Regions from separate parts of the Homo sapiens genome. Here region 1 is linked to region 2. The links are chromatin loops, found by intact Hi-C in ENCODE. Cell type or tissue: mammary epithelial cell. All regions are shown on one strand.

Region 1 (8,000 bases), 450 kb before region 2:
TGACTCTAACAAGGACAAGTGGGGATTTATAGCCAAAAAGCAAATGGATGAAAAGTTACTAAGGAAAAATCGCCGAGGAAAGGGGATTTCTGGCTAAATTGTCTTGATAGGATTATTGCTGAAGACAGTCCAGGGTGATAAGATATAGAGGGTAAGGGATAAGGACAGATACCAAGGGTAGGGGGTTGTTGCTTAATTCACTTGGCAGGTTCTTGCTCAAACTGGATTCTACAAAGACAAAAAGGGAAGCTTGAGGTCCGCCTAGTCAGAAAGGACTCAAAAGGCTAAACAAAGTTTTGGTCAAAGGAGAGTCTTTGTCCCTTCTCTCCAGGTTCTACCACCCACACCTTTCTCCCAGGTTTGAGCCACTCACCCCACCTCCTGGGATTTTTGCTTAAATTGCCTATGGATAGTTGATATCCTTAAGTGCCAGCTTTTATTAATCAAGAGTCTGCATGACATGGGTTAGGAAAGCAACTGAAAAAGATGAAACAGAATGCTTCAGAAGGAGCCCACTTTCTGTCACCAGAGCCAAGCCTTCCCTGGGGAACTGGGACTTGGAAGTGCTGAGTCCTCTCCCCAAGGTCTGAATGGGCCCAGCACATCTGCGACCCCACCCAAAGCAGGGAGCAGGTCCCAGCTGCCTGTAGACTTTCGCCATAATGGAAGGTTAGGAGGTGGGAAAAGGGAAGAAAAGTGTCCCACAGAGTATGAGCACACAGCATGGGGGAGCGGAAGTCCGCCCCAGCCCCACTGAGTCCAAGCCCTGTGCCCTGCCAGGAGAGGGAGCCCTTCCCGGAAGGAAGCAACTTCTCTTCTGCTCCAAAGAGAGCTCGACTCCAAAGCCGCATGACCCAGGGCTGCAGTCGCCCTTTTGAAATGTGTCTATCCAAAGGGACGCTTTCTCCCAAATGCACACGTGAAAGCCAGCAGGGCGCTGGCTCCCTGGTGCCCCGACCGCCCCCCTGCAGCCTCCCCGTGGGCGCCGTGCTCCCAGCGCCTGTGCCCCTTGCAGACCTTGCGGAGGTGAGGTCGCTCCTGCCCTTCTCGCAGGCACAGGACCAGGCGCAGGGAGGTGCCAAGCAGTGACCACACAGCCCCGACCCTGGGAGGTGTCCCACAGCACACAGAGCCCCCACCCCTACCCCGATTGACAACCAGGGCATCGCCCTGGGGTGAGCCCAGGGCTCTGAGAGGTGAGCCCCTTCCCAGAGCTTAAAGACCCGGAAATGGCCAGGCGCAGTGGCTCACGCCTGTAATCCCAGTACTTTGGGAGGCCAAGGTGGGCAGATCACGCGGTCAGGAGTTCGAGACCAGCCTGTCCAACATGGTGAAACCCTGTCTCTACTAAAAATACAAGAATTAGCTGGGCATGGTGGCGCATGCCTGTAATCCCAGCTACTCAGGCGGCTGAGGTGGGAGAATCGCTTGAACCCGGGAGGCGGAGCTTGCAGTGAGCTGAGATTGCCCCATTGCACTCCAGCCTGGGCAACAGAGCGAGACTCCGTCTCGAAAAAAAAAATAATAATAAATAAAATAAAATAAAAAATAAAGACCAGGAACTGAGACGTCGCCAGGCTGCAAAGGCAGTTGGTGGCCTCAGTGGGACCTGGACTCAAGTACTCCACCTACACACCTGCCTTTCCTGGTGCAGTGTGATGCTCCAATAAGGGCTGTGAAATCCGCTTTGCAGGTAACAGGAGGTAGGCTGAAAACGGGAGTGAGTCACAGGTTTCCGCCTCCCTCCCCGTCCCCAACCCATCGCAGGTTATGTTGGTCCTACCTCCCCGCTAGTCCACCTCTTCCTGTTCTTTTGCTACCTCCACCACCACCACGGTCCAAGCTACCAACAACTCTTGCTTGGAAGGATGTAGCGTCCTCTTCAGATGCAAACATATATATAAACAAATACACGTGCTCTTTACCTCTCAGAGTCATTGCGAAGTTACATGAAATAGGTATGTGTGAAAATACCTAGCCCAATATCTAGCACATTGTAGATGCTCAACAGACGTCCTTTTACTGTAAAAGAAAGATAATGCCAAGGATTAATTAAGTTGTGATATTAATAAAGGCAATACAAATAAAAGAAAAGGCTGGGGGAAGTGGCTCATGCCTGTAAACCCAGCACTTGGGGAGGCCGAGGCAGGAGGATTGCTTGAGGCCAAGAATTCGAGACTAGCCTGGGCGTCACAGTGAGACTCCCATATCTACAAATAAATAAATTACATAAATAAAAAGGAAAGAGGCCAGGCGTGGTGGCTCACCCCTGTAATCCCAGCACTTTGGGAGGCCGAGGTGGGTGGATCACCTGAGGTCAGGAGTTCGAGACCAGCCTGGACAACATGGTGAAATCCTATCTCTACTAAAAATACAAAAATTAGCTAGGCATGGTAGTGGATGCCTGTAATCCCAGCTATTCAGGAGGCTGAGGCACAAGAATCGCTTGAACCTGGGAAGCGTAGGTTGCAGTGAGCCAAGATCGTGCCACTGCACTCCAGCCTGGGTGAAAGAGCAAAACTCCATCTCAAATAATTAAAAAAAAAAAAAATATTCTCCATTTGGAAAGGTGCTCATCATTTGAAGTCCCCTAATTAAGAATCCACACTCCAGGGCTGTTTGCTCAGCAATAATCAGAAGAATGGTCATCATAAATCCGTATTTCTCTTAAAGAATTCCTGTGCACCAGGCTTGAGGAAGTTAGAGTGGTGATCTCCCCTTGTTCTGTGGTGTGCTGGAGCACTCCCGAGAAGCCCCCCCTATCCTCATAGGGCTCCCCCAAAGGCTGTCACTAACAATTCAGGAGAAAATTGCCAGTAGTAGTTTTTAGCCCTGTAAGGTTAGAAGTTAACCTGCAGAAACTGACACATTGTTTTGACTTTGTGACATGGTGGAAAAGCAAACCTCAAAGCCATGGTGGCTTCCCTGCACCTTAGCAAGTTAAAGTCGTACATCTAACCTGACAATCGGATGGAACACCTATTTCCCACGGACTACACAAATCCCTCTCCTTCCAATGCTCTCTGAATCAGTGCTTTTGTTTCCCTGCTGGTTCCCTCATTAAAGAATTAAATCAAACCTTGATGCCTGGTTACTATCTGTCTGTGGGAGAACTATGTTTCCAACACTCCAGAGGGAGCCCTGTCAAGAACTTCGAATGCTAGTAGCTAAATGTGCACCAGGAGGTTTGTGATTTTGAAACCACCTTTGCAAATTTATGACTGAGACAGTAAAAGAGATCTAACTTAATCAATTCCACCTTGCTTCTAACCTCCAAGCTGTCCTTGTTCGTTCCTGGGGGTAGGCTGAACTAACTTTGGGAGAAACTTAGTTTACAGTTTATAGTTTAAAACAAAGACGATAACAGTCCTTTCCCAAAGCAGACCTCCTTCTTGCCCAGGGACTAGATTGTCTTTGTAGGACTAAGATTAGATACAAGATTAGAAATTATGGTTTATGACCAGGCGCAATGGCTCATGACTGTAATCCCAGCACTTTGGGAGACCAAGGCAGGTGGATGACCTGAGGTCAGGAGTTCTAGACGAGCCTAGCCAACATGGTGAAACCCTGTCTCTACTAAAAATACAAAAAAAAAGATTTCCAGGCGTGGTCCCATGGACCTGTAATCCCAGTTACTGGGAAGGCTGAGGCAGGAGAATCGCTTGAACCCGGGAGGCAGAGGTTGCAGTGAGCCAAGATAACACCACTGCCCTCCAGCCTGCACAACAAGTGTGAAAACTCCTAAAAAAAAAAAAAAAAGAAAGAAAGAAAAGAACTTATGGTTTAGGAGTCACACACCTGGAGGCAACAAGATTCTGACCCTCCCTAAACTGCTCATAAGATCAGTGCTTGAGATATTTTGCAGACTCTGCACTTAATGGATCAGCTGGCACCACCCAGATGGATAAACTGGCTCATCTGATCTTGTGGCCCCCACCCAGGAACTGACTCAATGCCAGAAGACAGCTCTGACTCCCTGCGATTTCATCCCTGACTAATCAGCACTCCCGGCTCACTGGCTTCCCCCCACCCACCAAGTTGTTCTTAAAAACTCTGCTCCCCGAATCAGTCTGGGAGACTGATTTGTGTAATAATAAAACTCTGGTCTCCCACACAGCCAGCGCCGCGTGAATTACTCCTTCTCTATTGCAATTCCCCTGTCTTGATGAATCGGCTCCATCTAGGCAGCAGGCAAGGTCAATGCCTTGCGGGGTTATCCTTTCATATAGATGTTTGAAATTATGTGTCCATGGATGAAAAAGCGCTGCCCAAGAAATGTGATTGGCAGTGTTTTTCAACCATTTTTAGTATTATTGCACCCTTGAAAGAGCGCTTTTAGACTTCTTCCCCAACCACCCTCCTTCCCCTGAAATTTTAATACAACAGATGTACTATCATAACCACTTATCTCCTGTGGCCCCTTGAAGGGCCACAACCCATTGTCATAGCTAATATTTTTTCACACCTCATTCAAGATCTATGTGTTCTCCAAGGCCCAAGGGGGGATTTTAAGTTCTACCCTACTACCCATTTCACTTTAGGGAAGTTACTTTTTTTCTCATAAGGCTGTTGTGGGATGCAAAAACTGGGAGAAAGATGTTTAGGTGTTTAGGTGTGAAGGTCACGCTTTCTCATACAGTACAGTTGTCCCTCAATATCTGTGGAGGATCGGTTCCAGGATCCCCTCAAAACCAAAATCCAAGAATGCTCAGTTCCCTGATATAAAATGGCCTAGTATTTGCATATAACCTAAGAACATCCTCCTATATACTTTCAATCATCTCTAGATTATTTATACCTGATATCATGTAAATGCTATATAAATAGTTGTTATACTGTATTGTTTATTTGTATTATCTTTATTGTTGTATTAGTATTTTTGTTTTGTTTTTAAAGTATTTTCTGTCTGAGGTTGGTTAGACCCATGGATGTGGAACGCACTGATGCTAAGGGCTGACAGTAATTAGACTGTAACTCCACCAATGCACCACTCTCACTCCCACTCATCCTGACTTAGACTTTTTCTCTTTTTTTTCTTTTGGCATTTCAGGTCAGAATACCTTGACAATCTTTTCTTAATAATGCATTTTGCTAACTATAAATTGTTCATTTCAATGTAATGCTATGCTCCTTACTGCCATCTAAAAGACCACCAGGATGACTAAATAGTAAAAAGGAGAGGTTTATTGGCAATGCCAGTTTGAAAACTAGGAAGGGGATGTCTCCAGCATGGACAAAGTTGCTCTCTCTTCAAAGAAGGGAAGGACATCTTGCGTTTTATGCCTCACAGGGTCCATGTCACACAACAGAGTCATACGTATTCAGCAGGTTTGCTGGGGGTGAGGTGGGGGACGCTGTACATATTTATGAGGGAGGCTGAGCACAAGCACGATGGGGAAACATATGTAACGTACATCCCATGTTCACTTTGGGCCAGGGCTTTAGCTTTAAAATGAGGTGGGGTTTGACTCTTTATATCAAAAGAACTATAGGACACAAAGACTATTTGTGCATGGCCTCTAGACACTGGCTGAAACTGGCTTAAGGTCTGCAGTAGCTTATCAGAAAATATTTGTAAGGCCTGTTCTTCGTCCAATCAGAACTGTAGTGGTCTCAATTGTAAATCAGAGTTAGGAGGGATCTGAAAGCTCCTGTTGTTAGGGAGTTTAGAGCTGTAGGAATTTAGAAATTTGCCATGCCAGCCAGGCCCCGTGCCCTTGAGCAATAGGTAACTTTGTTTCCATAAACTTAGGGTCCATCTTAGTTGATAAAGGGGCATCTATCCTCTCCAAGTGCCAGCTTCTATACACGTGCTCCCTTGGACTCTCTCTGTAAGTGACAACTTCTCTATGGGAGATAATTCCAGTTCCATAACAAAACATACTGTACAGGCTGGGCGCAAGGGCTCACACCTGTAATCCCAGCACTCTGGGGGGCCAAGGCTGGAGAATTGCTTGAGGTCAGGAGTTCTAGACCAGCCTGGGCAACATAGCAATACTCTGTCTCTACAAAAATTTTAAAAATTAGCTGGGCATGGTGGTGCACACCTGTAGTTCCAGCAACTCCTAGGCTAAGGCAAGAGGATCACTTGGGCTCCGGAGGTTGAGGTTACAGTGAGCTATAATCTCACCACTACACTCCAGCCTGAGCACAGAGTGCGAACTTGTCTCTAAAAGTAAATAAAATAAAATAGTGCTCTGTAGAAAACAAGAAGACCTCCTACTAAGATAACACTTCTACCAAATAATTCTACTAAAATAATAGTGGCCTTGTAGTGATTAAGTCAACCTCTTGAAAGATTTAGAAGGAGCAAGATTATATGAAAACAAAACAAAACAAAAAAAAAACAGCTTGAAAGATAATCCTCAGCTGGGCATTAATCTCAGCATTTGGGAGTTTGCAGCGGGCTGATTGCTCAAGCTCAGGAGTTCAAGACTAGCTGGGCAACGTGGCAAAACCACATCTCTACTAAAAATACAAAAAAATTAGCCGGACGTGGTGATGCATGCCAGTACTCCCAGCTACTCAGGAGGCTGAAGCGGGAAGATTGTTTGAACCTCAGATGTGGAGGCCTCAGTAAGCTGAGATCACACCACTGCACTCCAGCCTGTGCAACAGAGTGAGACCTTGTCTGAAAACATAATAATAATAATAACCCTCATAAAGCTTAGGCCAGTCACAGTGGCTCATGCCTGTAATCCCAGCACTTTGGAGGCTGAGGTGGGCAGATCACTTGAGGTCAGGAGTTCAAGACCAGCCTGGACAACATGCAAAACCCTGTCTCTATTAAAAATACAAAAATTAGCCAGGCGTGGTGGCGCATGCCTGTAATCCCAGCTTCTTTGGAGGCTGCGGCAGAAGAATTGCTTGAACCCAGGAGGCAGAGGTTGCAGTGAGCTGAGATCGTACCACTACACTCCAGCCTGGATGACAGAGTGAGACTCCATCTCAAAAAAAAAAAAAAAAAAAAAAAAAAAGACTTAGTCAAAATTACTTACAAGTTATGTGATTTTGTCCTGGAAATGTGAAATGTTTTCTCATTCCAGATTTACAGAGCCTTAAATTTATAGATGTACCCTTATTAGGGACAAGACTTAAAGGTGTGTCAAAGGACAACATTACAACCAATTTACTTTTAAAGATCTCAACTGGCTTGTGTTTTATTTATTTATTTATTCTCCTGCCTCAGCTCCCCCAGTAGCTGGGGCTACCGGTGTACGCCACCAAGGCTGGCTAATGGCTTTATTGTGATCCTAGAATCAGGCAACATTTCATTCCATAAAATAGAGTAAGTGTTCAGATGACCTGAGTGGAAGAGATTTGCTTTAAAGACAGAGAAGGGCTGAAAAAAGCAGAAGCAAAAAACAGAGAGTGTATTTGTTGTTTCAAAGCTACTTTTCTTATAAGGCAGGAGAGAGAAACAGAACAATAGAAAAAGAACTAATTAGCTTACATCAGGTCACTCTAAACAACCTTTTCCATGTAAGGGTTAGGCAGAGGGAGCTTCATTGTTACGCAACTGAAGTTTTAAACTGGCCCATTTGGGAAATTGTTATCTGTACTGATTTTATGAAAGCTCAGATAAATTAATTTAGGTTGGGTGATGTGCAACTTTAGCATGAATTACTCTGTTTTTATTTTTAGTTGTTGTTGTTGTTTTTTTTTTTTTGAAGAGATGGGGTCTTGCTATGTTGCCCAGACTGGTCTTAAACTCCTGTGCTCCAGCAATCGTCCCACCTAACCCTCCCAAAGTGCTGGGATTACAGGCATGAGCCACCACACCTCTTCCATTTTTATTTTTAATTTGGTCAGCTGGGGCCTAGTGTAGGAACTTAGCCCAAAACAATGGCCTCCTCTGATTTTTATCTAACAGATAGATACCATTGTATGTGAGGGGAAAACCTCACCTTCGACCTCTGGTAGTTCACTAAAAAAATCAACTGACAGCAGATTAGTAAGAGAAAAAGGCATACAAATGTATAAGTGTGCACAGGAATATT
Region 2 (8,000 bases):
CCCATACTGTAAGTTGCTGCATTAGTTATTACATTAGTTTCCTAGGGCTGACATAACAAATTACCACAAACTAGATGGCTTCAAGGAACAGAAATGTATTGTGTCACAGTTCTGGAGACTGGAAGTCTGAAATCAAGATGTTGGCAGGACCATCCTTCCTCTAAAGGCTCTTGGGAATAATTCTACCTTGCCTCTTTCCAGTACCTTGTGGCTCCAGCAGTCCTTGACATTCCTTGGTTTGTAGCTGCATCACACCAATCATGGCCTTCTTATCCTTGTGTCTCCTGTCTCTTTGTATCCTCTTTTCTTCTTTTTTTTTTTTGAGACGGAGTTTTGTTCTTGTCGCCCAGTGCAATGGCGCCATCTCAGCTCACTGCAACCTCCTTCTCCCGGGTTCAAGTGATTCTCCTGCCTCAGCCTCCTGGATAGCTGGGATTACAGGTGCCCACCACCATGCCTGGCTAATTTTTGTATTTTTGGTAGAGACAAGGTTTTACCATGTTGGCCAGGCTGCTCTCGAATTCCTAACCTCAGGTGATCCACCCGCCTTGGCCTCCCAAAGTGCTGAGATTACAGGCATGAGCCACTGCACCCGACCTGTATCCTCTTCTTTTCTTGCTTGCTTTCTTTTTTGTTTAGAAACAGGGTCTTACTCTGTCACCAAGGCTGGAGTGCAGTGGCATGATCATAACTCACTGCAGCTTCAAACTCCTGGGCTCAAGCGATCCTCCCTTCTCAGCCCCAGCCTCCTGAGTAGCTGGGGCTACTAGAGGTGCATACCACCATGCCTGGCTACTTTTTCCATTTTTTGTAGAGAAGGGGTCTCACCTTTCCTTCATTGGATTTAAGGTTGATCCTAATCCAGTATGACCTCTTCACCTGATTACATCTGCAAAGTCCCTATTTCCAAACAAAGTCAAAGTCACAGGTACCAGGTGTTATGACTTGAATGTATCTTTTTATGAGCCACAGTTCAACCCACTACTATTATCTATTGCTGTGTAACAAATTACGCTAAAATTTAGTGGTTAAAACAACAGACATTTATGATCCTGGGTCAGGAACCTGAGTGCTGCTTAACTTTGTACCTCTGCCTCAAGGTTACAGTCCAGCCGCCAAGTGGAGCAGTGTCTTACCTGATAGCTCTACTCGGGTGGGAGCGTCTGCCTCCGTGGCCACTCTGTTGGCTGATTTGGCAGTTTTAGCAAGTTGATAGTCAAATTTGGAGGAAATGATTAACAGCAAAACTGAAGAGGAAGGTATGGGCTTCTATGCTAGCACCTGGGGCAAAGTAAGGAAATGGAGGAACCTGGTTAATCACTGTTTCCCCACCTGTTCCACTGACCAGTGCCTAAGCCCATGGGAGAGTTGGATGGAGGGGGCATAAGTAACACTACTTAAGGTCACAAGATATCCTGGGTACTGTGAGACTTTGTGCATGGGTGCAGTTTGGTGGCCAGAGGCCAAATACAGCTTGCAGTTGTGTTAGGTTTGGCCTGAAAAATGGCCTAGCAATTTTTAATTAGTTTCCAACACTTGAAAATTAGGAGATTTCACATAAAAATCAAACTTCCTGACTTCTCTCATAAGAAAAATATGGAAACACACAGTACCTTTGCATAGTACTATGTACACTACCTCGCTCACTACAGTTTGCATCTGGCTGCTGCATATAGACATGGGTCCATGAGTCCTACTCTAGTCTCAGTGGTAAGACACAGCCAGTGCCTACCTTGCAGGATCAGATATTCCCAAAATAAATATTTATTTATTTTGGAGATACGGTTGGTTCTGTTGCCTAGACTGGAGTGCAATGGCGTGATCTCGGCTCACTGCAACCTCTGTCTTCTGGACTCAAGCGACCCTCCCACCTCAACCTCCCGAGTAGCTGGGACTACAGGCAATACTACCATGCTGGGACTACTACTCCTGAGTAGTTGGGACTACAGGCACATACCACCATGCCTGGCTAATTTTTGTATGTTTTGTAGAGACAGGGTTTTGTCATGTTGCCCAGGCTGGTCTTGAACTCCTGAGCTCAAGTAATCCTCCTACCTCAGCCTCCCAAATTGCTAGCATTACAGAGGTGAGGCACTGCACCCAGCCTACAATAATTTTATTTCTGGTATCAAACCCAATTTTAAATTCCATCTTTTTAATAACTAGCAGTCATAGTTTTAAATTTATGGTTACCACTTACTCATTTATCAAATATTTATTGGGGAGCTAGTATGTGCAAGGTGCTATGCTAGCTCCTGGGAATATTGAGACAAGCCAGATATGGCCCCTGTCTTTGTGGAATTTAACTTGTAATTTAAAATCAGTGCGAAAGTTTTGAAATGATTTAAATTACCAAAAATAACGTCTGAGATTTACAGTTTTAAAATGAGTACCATTTAAATACTCTGTTTTGTTCTACAGGAAAGTTCAAGTAGATTATGTATCATTGACTATTAATTTTTCTTACTGCTTTTCCCCCTTGCAGGAGAAATGCTCTCATATGGAGACAGGCAAGAGGTGGAAATCAGAGGGTGCTCGCTTTGGTGTGTTGAGCTGATCCGGGATTGTCTTCTGGAGCTTATTGAACAAAAGGGTGAAAAACCTAATGGAGAGATCAATTCCATTCTTCTGGATTATTACTTATGGGACTATGCCCATGACCATAGGGAAGATATGAAAGGAATTCCGTTTCATCGCATACGTTGCATATATTATTGACCTCAAGTGTAAACTGATCCAAAGAAAACCCCCTGCGTTTTATATCATATCATCTGTACAGTTTTGCTTTGATATTTAGAGAACATGATCGAGGTTATAGGAAATTGATTGCCCATTCTCACTTGAAAAATACTTCCTAGGCCGGGCACAGTGGTTTATGCCTGTAATCCCAGCACTGTGGGAGGCTGAGGCGGGTGGATCATCTGAGGTCAGGAGTTTGAGACCACCTGGCCAACATGGTGAAACCCCATCTCTACTAAAAATACAAAATTAGCTGGGCGTGGTGGCACGTGCCTGTAATCCCAGTTACTTGGGAGGCTGAGGCAAGAGAATCGCTTGAACTCAGAAGGTGGAGGTTGCAGTGAGGCGAGATTAGGCCATTGCACTCCAGCCTCAGCAACAAGAGTGAAACTTTGTCTCAAAAAACAACAACAACAACAACAACAACAACAAAACTTCCTAGGCCAGATGTGGTGGCTCATATGTATAATCTTAGCACTTTGGGAGGCCAAGGCAGGAGGATTGCTTGAGGCGAGGAGTTCAAGACCAGCCTAGGCAACATAGGGAGACCCCCATCTCTACAAAAATTTAAAAATTAGCCTAGCATGGTGGCACGCTCTGTAATCCCAAATACGCGGTAGGCTGAGGCTGAGGAGGGTGGATTGCTTGAGCCCAGGGGTTTGAGGCTGCAGTGAGCCACAGTCACGCCACTGCATTCTATCCTGGGCAACAGATGGAGACCTTGTCTCAAAAAAAAAAAATTCCTGACATCGCTATGTATTCCCAACTTTATCATTTGTCTGCCTGTTTAGTTTTGACTTATGTTTTTTTTTTTTCCCCCCTGTGGACATGTAGTTGACGGAAATCGTGAAGGAACTTTAATATTTTATTTAAATTTCCCAAAACTAATCATGCCTTATGTGACTAATCTTCAGTGATAATATTTCATCTACTGATATATTTTCTTGAGGTGTGTAATTTTCAGTATACCTTAATCATTTGGTATAAAAAAGAGAGAGGTTTTTGATATATGAATGCTGTTCTTGTAAAAATCAATCTTGACACTTTATTTTAAACTTTTTATTGGTAATGACAGTGGGTTTTGTACATCATGATTTTCAATTTAGGATATCTGTCTAATTTGTTTTTTCAGAGTAACTATATTGGAATTCAATAAAAATATTCAAAATTTTTCTTAAACCTGGAATGGATTATTTCATTAAAATAGAATTTACTATATATAATTTTAAAAGGTTTACTGTAAGTTAGATTATTTACCTTCTGCTGCAGAACTCTCATTACCTGTCAAGTACTCATTTCCCACCACCCCCGCCACATTCCTTCTAACAGAATCTTGATTTTGTTAGGTATCTACCTTGTCTGCTTGCTGTGACTTCAGAAAAGTCAGAAAAAGATGCCCTTTTCCCAAGCACTTTACTGCCATCTGCTGGAAATTTGTCATAATAACCTTACAAATGACTGTGAGTGAGGCCTCCTGGAGTTGTGCACTACACAACTTGCACAACCATAGGAGTGGTCCTGTGTCTATCCCTGTCCTGTATGACTCAGGGGATGGTGATCCCATCCCCAGTTCTGGAGGTAGATCTTGTATGAATGGTTTACTATTCCTGGTCACTTTACTCTCCTTGCCTGTGATTGCTTTGATAATGGGTATATAATCTAGTTCTGGACAGTGACACTGGATGACAAGTCTGCTGGGAAGCTTCTAGAAAAGGATTCTTCACTTTTAAGAAAGAGATATAGGACAAAGTTCCCTTTTCTTCCTCTGAGCAATGCTTTTAGCATGATACCTGCTATCATGCAGGTAGCCATTTTGTGGAGCTAGAGCCCAGCTATACTTTCCATGCCTGAGCCCATCCTATCCATGGACTTCATACTTGAGATAATAAACACATTACCTTATTATTTCCAGCATCTTGAATTAGTTTTCTGTAACTTGTACCAGAAAGCATCATAACAGTTTCCAGTGTAATCTCTGGGCCTCTGCTCCTGCCACCCTTCTGGCACTTCCTGTCTTCCCTTCCCCCTTTCCCTCTTCTCCTCCCCTTTGCTTCTCTGCCCTCCTCCTTCTTCTTCCCTTCTTTCCCCTCCCCCCTCTTTTTCTTCTCCTTCTCCACTCTCTTTTTTTTTATTTTTTATTTTTTATTTTTTTAGAGATGGTCTCACTGTCACCCAGGCTGGAGCACAGTCGTGAGATCATAGCTCATTGTAACCTTGAACTCCTGGGCTCAAGCAATCCTCCCAAAGTGCTGGGACCACAGGCGCATGCCACTATATCTGGCTAATTTAAATTTTTTGTAGAGATGGGGTCTCACTATGTTGCTCAGGTTGGTCTCGAACTCCTAGGCTCAAGCAGTCCTCCTGCCACTGGCCTTCCAAAGCACCGCGTTTACAGCTGTGAGCCATGGTTTCCCAGACCCAGCTGCCTTTTCTCTTCTGCCACTGAGCATAACCTGGAATCAATCCTGGATGCCTGCATTCTAATCTAGCCAGCAGGATTGAAGCAATAAAGAAGAGTAGAAAGAAAGGGTTGAAGCCAGGTGCAGTGGCTCGCTCCTATGGTCCCAGCCACTGTGTGGTGGGGAGGAACTGAGGTAGGAGGATCCCTTGAACGTAGGAGTTCATGTCCAGCCTGGGCAATGTAGCGAGATCCAGTCTCTTAAAAAAAAATAAGGAAGAAACAAAAAGAGTTGACAAGAAAGGCTCTAGTAGCCACCACATTCCATTTTGGTTTCATCTTACTAGAATTTAGTCACGTGACCACAACTAACTGCCAAGAAGGCTAGGAAAGTGGCATGTATTATGGGCATTGGATACCAGCTAAACTGTGTAGAGAGTATGGATGGGCCTGGGCACAATGGCTCATTCCTATAATCCCAGCACTTTGGGAAGCCAAAGGCGGGATGATCGCTTGAGCCCAGGAGGTCGAGGCTGCAGTGAGCAATGATCACCACTGCACTTCAACCTGGGCAACAGAGTGAGACCCAGTCTCGAGAAAAAAAAAAAGTATGGGTGGATACTGGGAAACAGCAAGAAGTTTTTGCCACCCATTAAGTGGATTTTATAGTTTTCTTACCTGATACAGACTAAGAGCATTAAAATAACATTTTGCCTAATGGCTTTAACAGCCATGGATGATTATTTTTCAGATCTATTATTTCATTAGGGATTGCAAAATGGTAGTGTTCTAGTTCTAACATTTTTGGTTTTTGGGGATTTGTGTGGAGATAACATCCCTCTTGGATTTCAGGGTAGTCTGGGGGAACATAATTAACATGGGGCTAGCTCCTGACGTTCCAGAAGAGAATGGAATGTAGAATTAAGTTCTGAAAGTGTTTTCAGTTGTGTTGATTCATTCTGCACACCCTTTTAAAGGTAATGAAAATGTGCACAGCCTCCTGAAACTCCCTGGCACAGTCCTCCATTCAGAGAAGTCTTTTCTAATTCTTTGGTGACTCAGTTTCCTTTAGTAGCCTTTGATTTGCCATCAGTTATAAAATATTTTGTTTTGTAAACAAATTTCAATTATTTTTCTTCAGAGGCCTCCTAATGATTTGCCTCACTCTATGAACTCAAGTTGTTTAGCCAAGGCACCTTGTCAATGCTTTCCAACCAAAGTAAACAGGTTAGATTTATTACTTGTAGCATGGGGTGACTCAGTAGGAGGATTATTTGGGGCAGGGTCTAAGGAAACTGTTCTGTTGAGATTGGATACTCTCAGAAAGCAGGATCAGTTATACTATTGGCTGCTCTACCATTGACTGCCTCAAATTTTTTCTATAGGGAGGGCAGACAAGAGTAAGGATAAAGCTGTCATTGGTAAAGAAGTCAGCAGTCACTCATTTTAGTGGAGATAGGATGTTTGGGTACTTTGTACGGCACGATGCCCTTGTATTTTTCTGTGGTTAGGCAAAATTCTGAAGTGGCCTTATTTAGTCTTACTTTATCATGGTCTCTGAGTAACCTTTCTGATCCAGTCTCTAAAAAAAAAAAAAAAGAAAGAAAGAAAGAAAAAAACAAAGGGTTGACAAGAAAGGCTTTGGTAGCCACCACATTCCACTTTGGTTTCATCTTACTAGGATTTAGTCACGTGACCACAACTAACTGCCAAGAAGGCTAGGAAAGTGATTATGTCCAACAGAAGACTAACTGGTATAGCTGTGGGTGCCAGGCCAGCTTTTTATCAGGGGCTGCTTTTTTTCCTTTATCAACCTTAAACTTCTCCCTAATTAGCACCAAGGCAAATTAATAGATTTTGTTTCATTCAATTCAGAAATCATGTATTGAGCTTCCTCACAGTGTCCCCTCCCCTGAAGCTGAATGGATAATGGCTTAGTCAGGCTGGCACCCCAGTCTGCCCCAGATGCGGATTTAATGACTGTATATGACCTAGGGGATCAGCTTTGAGGCAACTAGACCTTCCTTTTCCTTGCAACTCTGTGACCCGTCTTTCTCGAGGTGTGCTGTTTTTTGCTTTAGTTTAAAATTTCCAGCTTTTTGGTGGGTGCTATAGTCAAATACAAAACCTAAACAAGTAAGGGAATTGATCTATTCAGGCTATTACAATAGGAAAAGCACTCCAAATCCAAAGATCAGAGTCTCTTGGCAGGGTGGTTTTGCCTTAGACTTTTATAGAGAGGAGTATACAAGTTACAGGTGGAGGACTTACATGTGGGATTGTTTTGCAATCAGAAGTCTCAGTCAGTTGCCAAACAGGAAATATTTATCTCTGTGTCATGCTGGTTTTAGGTGGACAAAGAGTTCTAATAGAGAGACAAAGAATGAGGAATTGGGCTGAGCATGGTGATGCACATCTGTAATCCCACCACTTTGAGAGGCCCACACAGGAGGATTACTTGAGCCCAGGTGTTCAAGACCAGCCTAGGCAACATAGCAAGACCCCGTCTCTACGGAAAAAAAAAAAAAAATTGTAAAAAAGAATGAGGAATTGAAGGGTCTGTGTCTGGTCTTGTCCCACTGGGATGGGATAATCTCATGGGATACCATATACTATGGTGTATGCAGTTCATGGGTGACCAAATCATTGTTATGTGATGCATGCCTGTAATTTGTAAAATTCCTTGCAGGTATACAATTTATTGATTAAACAATTGGAAGTTTGGAGAAATATATTATTGTGCCATTCATCTAAATTTCTCTTTTTTCCATACACTGTGTATCTTTTCCTTTCTTTTATCCCTTTGGGTTAAGGATGTTTTAGTTTTAAATGAAATAAATCAAACTAAAACTAGCATAGTGAA

Evidence for each region. Hi-C counts contacts between places; a loop is a spot of excess contacts. Peaks named below come from ENCODE experiments on the same cell type or tissue, not always from the same donor. Only the 100,000 strongest peaks of a DNase experiment are listed, where the experiment ranks them.
Region 1: a loop joins it to region 2, with 6 times the contacts of the local background. A loop is called at or near these places in 2 of 110 quality-filtered maps.

Annotation. Positions count from the first base shown.
Region 1 is chr9:84,386,463-84,394,462 of GRCh38, reverse strand. No RefSeq gene overlaps it. Among named protein-coding and RNA genes, the nearest start is that of SLC28A3, 50 kb to the right of the region's middle. In mammary epithelial cell, no CTCF peak of the experiment used is centred here; a DNase peak (open chromatin) is centred at 3,912.
Region 2 is chr9:83,934,229-83,942,228 of GRCh38, reverse strand. QNG1 (Q-nucleotide N-glycosylase 1) reads left to right here. Exons shown (of 4, transcript NM_032307.5): 4 at 2,486-3,918. The coding sequence ends at 2,718. Among named protein-coding and RNA genes, the nearest start is that of KIF27, 17 kb to the right of the region's middle. In mammary epithelial cell, a CTCF peak has its summit at 4,162 (motif pointing left); DNase peaks (open chromatin) are centred at 4,178, 6,838 and 7,448; H3K27ac peaks cover 468 bases.